Regions from separate parts of the Homo sapiens genome. Here region 1 is linked to region 2. The links are chromatin loops, found by intact Hi-C in ENCODE. Cell type or tissue: CD4-positive, alpha-beta T cell. All regions are shown on one strand.

Region 1 (2,500 bases), 47 kb after region 2:
GGCGGTGATTCTCAGGGCCTGAGCTCAGCCCTCTGGGTCTTATTTCCCTTTATGCATAGATGTGCAGAGACCTCTCCTAGATGCTCTATCCCCGCTGCCACCACCTTCCTTCCGTACCTCTCTCCATCTGCTTGGAACCAGGTCCCGAGTTGCTCTGGACCTGAGAGGCCCCCACAAGCACAGGGGTCTTCCTAAACCCACAAGGTTGGGAAACTGCACGAGAAGTTGCAAACTCCATCTGCTTAAAGGGGAAAAAAGATCAACCCAAACTTTTCCCAACACCCTCCAGCCGGACCCAGGTAACCCCAGGATTCAAACTCAATGGTAACTGGCTTTCCCATCCTGAGCCTGCCCAGAGGTGCCAGTTCACCCTGGTCTTCCTCTCCCAATATTCCACAACTCCCTCACCTGCTAACAGGATCTGCCAAAGGGGAACTCAGGAGAGGCAGGAGGAAGCTGGAGTTCATACTCAGGCCACAGGCACAAGTTGAAAGGGGCGCTGGAGCCCAGCCAGCTCCCAGGTGGAGCGGAGCCAGCCAGGGAATCCCCAAGAGCCGATGGAAGCCCCACAAGGCTCCCCTGGAACCCCTATGTGTTCCTTCAGGAATCAAAGATGCCTCTTTCCAGGAGCAAGGAAAAGCTGTCAACTAATAATTACTTTTTAAAAAACAATGTTTTCCTAACAGCATTGTTGGAAGGGAAATAGGTTTGTAGTTAAACTTTGAAGGTGAAAATCATTTATCTAGAAAACCTTTAACACTGCCTTCTGCCTCTCTTCCCTGGAGGCAGGCCGAGCTATTTGGTGAAAGTGATGTCTACATTAACGGGGCACAGGAAGAAACTTCTGTCTCTAGATGGAGTGGGGCTCTCTGGCTTTTTGGAGTTTTAAGCTTCTGAGGGCCTAATTGGTGACATTTCAGCTTACCTGTCTGGCGTCTCTGTGCCAGTCCTATCCTAAGGGCTTTCTTTATATGGACTGTGTCATTTTATTTTTCCTGTTACCCAGTGAGGCAGTTATTACTATACACCCATTATACAGATGAGAAATCAAGCACAGAGAGGTTAAATCACTCATCAAAGCTTAGACAGTAAGCGCTGGGGCTGGTCTTGAAACCCAAGTGCCCTGGCCCTGGAGCACATGCCCTTAGCCACTGTGCCCCAGCAACACACAACTCTGAGTACAGTTTCGTCATGACACAAGAACCCCCACCCAACTGCTTCCTGCCTCAATATGTAGTTTGCAGATTTTGAGTAATATCTGAATACAAGATTCCAGTTGGACAAGATAATTTGGACAGGTCCCTGGGGTTGGTTGTAATGGGATCTAACCAGTTTACATTCCACAGGAATGATCTAGAATGATGGTCCAGGAAATATGAGGTAATGTGATTTTTATAATGAGTTTCATGTCCTCCTTGTTAGACATGTTCTTATGTTTACTTTTTTCACCTGTGCTTTCTGTCCCATTATACCATAATGACCAGGAAAGACATATTTTATTTTTGACTTCCCACCAACCCTAGCTCCCCCAATAGGTGACTCTTTAACTATTCAATATTAATGTTGCAAATAATATATGAATGCATTCTCCTTTTCTAAAAGAGTAAAACATTAAGATAAGGTTCCCCCTTTATCAAGCCCTTCCTCCTACTGATATCCCTAACCCCCATCTAGAGATGAGTCGGATACCAATCTGGAGTACAGCCTTCTAGATTAAAAAACATTTACATTCATATGCTGGATATGTACCTGCAAAATATAAATCTTGTTCTTGGGTTTTTTTTTATATAATTATTATCATACTATAAGTACTGTTTTGAAACTTGCATTGTTTGTTCAGAATGTTTCTTGGAGATCCACCCATGGATCAGTCTCATTTGCTTTGACTGCTGTACTAAGTGCTGTGAGAATATCACAGTTGACTTAGCAACTCTGTATGGATGGTCTTTTAGGCTGTTTCCCATTTTTGCCATTGCAAACAACATGAGGCTGTCTGTGCCTGCCTGGGACCAGTGAATGACCTCAGTCAAGGCTGATGTTCTCCTCTGTCTAAGGCATGTGAGCATTCACAATGACCCATGCTCAGCACATTCTGGAGCTGGCACTGCCACACCAGGTGTGCTGGAGCTCTCTGCAATCCTTGGTACAAGATCATTCTTAGAACTTAGCAGGTTACCTCCCCAGGCTGTGGCCTCATCGCTTTAGTCTAGGGTCAGTAATCTCGAACAAATTCCCTCAATGATTAAAAGGCAGAGTGCCTGCGGAAGAGACATTTCCTCCTCTTTTCTGCTTTCAGGTTGGTTCTTGGCACACACTGGGATCACCCCAGGTTGATCTCAGCTGAGGCCTGCTTTGGATATTAAACCAAATGAAAGCTTATATAAATTTAATGAATAGAAAAATTAACACAGTTTGTTACCTGCAAAGTGAGGCACTTGGAATAAGAACTCCTCTAACTCTAAAAATGCAATGATCCCATAAAGCTCCGTAAGTGACATCA
Region 2 (2,500 bases):
GAGGCATACTGACACCATGCCCTGAGTTCTGGCTCCCATGAATCTCTCTTTAGAGCCAAGATGCTGCCTCTGGCTTGAAGTCTAGCATGGTAGACATTGGTAGGTTTTGTCTGCCAGCTTTTAATTATTACAGTGCCCGATTTTCTTTTGGGAAACAATCCCTCCTTCATTCTCAGTCCATGGGATTTCAGTGGGGTTGATCCCATCCCAAACTCTGGGGCTGATCATTAAGTACAGTCCAGCCATGGGCATGCAACCCACATTGGTCCAGTGGGAATCAGCCTGGGACTACTGCTGGAACTACCAGGAAGAGATGTGTTCTCTCTCTACAGCTGCTAACTCATAAATGCCAAGCCCCAAGCTGCTAGGAAGCATCTTTATGTATCTCTGTTACCACCTGGGGGAAGCCTATCAGAGAATTAAGTCAACAGAAAAGACAGCAAAGCTGAGGGCTTAAGAGACACAGATTTGGTCCCCTAGATCCAGCTATGCCTGAAACCATTACTCTTGGTTTTCAGTTATGTGAACCAATAAGTTTCCCCTTTTTTCTTAAGCCAGATTGAGATGGGTCTATTTCTTGTCACCAGGAGAGTCCTGACTGGTACATCTGGCTCTGCCAGTTACTGTTATGTGACAGGGGATGAGTCATAACCTATTCGAATGCTAGTTTCCTCAGACTACAAAATGGGAGGCAGTAATGTCTAATGCAAAGGACTATTACGAGGAGCCAGTGAATGAGTCTGTAAAAGCATTTAGCATGGAGCCCAGCCCATGGCAAATGGTGAACAAATGGGATCTCTTATGAGTTGACACTTCCAGGTCAAGGAGGTGGGATGGGGTGGGGTGGGCCCTGCCTGTCTCCTTGCTGGCCACGTGGAATCCAAGTACCAGAAGCATTTCCCAGGCACCCAGTCCATCCACCTGGCTTCCCACCAAGGCCAAACACGAGCTCCCCTCAGCCTGCGGCTGCCCTTCCTGATTCACCCAACCCATAAACACATCTGTGTCTCCCACACGGCTTCCGTTTCTCGGAGGCCCAACTCAGAGGGCAGAGGACGTGACACAATGGCAAGGAGGCCAATTGTTCATTCCACCCGCCCCCTAGGGGCATTCTAGGGTGACTCACACAGGTGTGTCTGCCCGCTCCAGCACTCCCCACTCCCTCTCCCACACGCCCAGGGAAACACACTTGCAAAAGCCCACTGGGGTTCACGACAGAGTGAAGCCTTCACCCTCCTGCAGCCACGGCTTGCTTGCAGAAAGCATCAGCGCACCTTGGAGGGAAGAACGATCTCCCAAATTCTGGTTCGGAGGTTCCCATACCCAGTAAGCAGAGCCAGGCTGAAGGGAACAGTATCTTTCTCTCCCTCACCCCAGGTGGGTCAACTGGGATTTTATGGGTGTCTGCTAGTGATAAAGCACCTAGTCCCAGGCCCATGGAGGGACTAATACATCTTTGCTGAACCAAATGGAATGGAAGTCTTTTTGAGCAGCATTCTAGAGCAGTGGGACCAGAACCATTTCTTTCTTTTTTATTTTTATTTATTTATTTATTGAGACAGGGTCTTGCTCTGTTGCCCAGCCTGGAGTGCAGGGGAGTGATCTCGGCTCACTGCAATCTCTGCCTCCCGGGTTCAAGTGATTCTCCCACTTCAGCCTCCGGAGTAGCTGGGATTACAGGCATGCGCCACCACACCAGGCTAATTTTTTGTATTTTTTTGTAGAAACTGGGTTTCACCATGTAGCCCAGGCTGGTTTTAAACTCCTGGGCTCAAGCGATCCTCCCAGAGTACTGGGATTACAGACGTGAGCCACTGCGCCTGGCCTCAGAATAATATTCTCAAACCATAACCCTTGCTTAACCCTTTCAGTGACTGCCCAGGGCACTGAGGATAAAATCCAAACTCCCTTCTGTGGCCGGGCAGGATTCAGCTCCTGCCTCTCTCTCCGCCCGCCCATCTCCTGTCACTCTGCCCACGCCACAGACACATCCTGCTCTTCCCCACCTCAGGCCTGTGTGTTCGCTGTCCCTGTTCCTGTTCCTGGAGCACTGTTCCTGCTGCCCTTTGCCCAGCCATTGCCTTGCATCCCTCATTGGGAGGCCTTTGGTGGCCATGTGCCCTCTCTCTCCGGCCTCCGTTGTTTCCCTCCCAGAATCTGCCACCATTGATAATGATCTTCTGAACCTGCCTCTTTACAGCGTTCCCTAAGGACAGAATGCAAGCTTCTTGCAGCCAGTGAAGCCCACGAACGTATCCTCAGGGCCCAGCACAAGGACGGGCACACAGGGACCCCGACCGCGACTTGCTGAAAGGTGAGTGAGTGTGAGTGTGTGTTCACACTGGCTTGCTCTAGGCTGTCTCTCATTTACACACCCCCAGACCCCTGGCAGACTAGCAAATACAGCTCACCCCACACATTAGGGACGGCAGCTTCAGCCAGAGCTGGGGAGAGGGGTGGATTCACCCTCCAGGACGCAGACACAGTGGGGCCAGAGTGT

The links. Hi-C counts contacts between places; a loop is a spot of excess contacts. Peaks named below come from ENCODE experiments on the same cell type or tissue, not always from the same donor. Only the 100,000 strongest peaks of a DNase experiment are listed, where the experiment ranks them.
Region 1: a loop joins it to region 2, with 1.8 times the contacts of the local background. A loop is called at or near these places in 5 of 110 quality-filtered maps.

The regions. Positions count from the first base shown.
Region 1 is chr10:103,791,555-103,794,054 of GRCh38, forward strand. All of the region lies in intron 2 of SH3PXD2A (SH3 and PX domains 2A), which reads right to left. Among named protein-coding and RNA genes, the nearest start is that of SH3PXD2A-AS1, 46 kb to the left of the region's middle. In CD4-positive, alpha-beta T cell, no CTCF peak of the experiment used is centred here; no DNase peak of the experiment used is centred here.
Region 2 is chr10:103,744,783-103,747,282 of GRCh38, forward strand. All of the region lies in intron 3 of SH3PXD2A (SH3 and PX domains 2A), which reads right to left. SH3PXD2A-AS1 (SH3PXD2A antisense RNA 1) reads left to right here and starts at 1,997. Exons shown (of 3, transcript NR_038940.1): 1 at 1,997-2,314. RefSeq lists enhancers at 1,042-1,563, 1,980-2,480, 2,481-2,500. In CD4-positive, alpha-beta T cell, no CTCF peak of the experiment used is centred here; a DNase peak (open chromatin) is centred at 1,059; H3K27ac peaks cover 945 bases.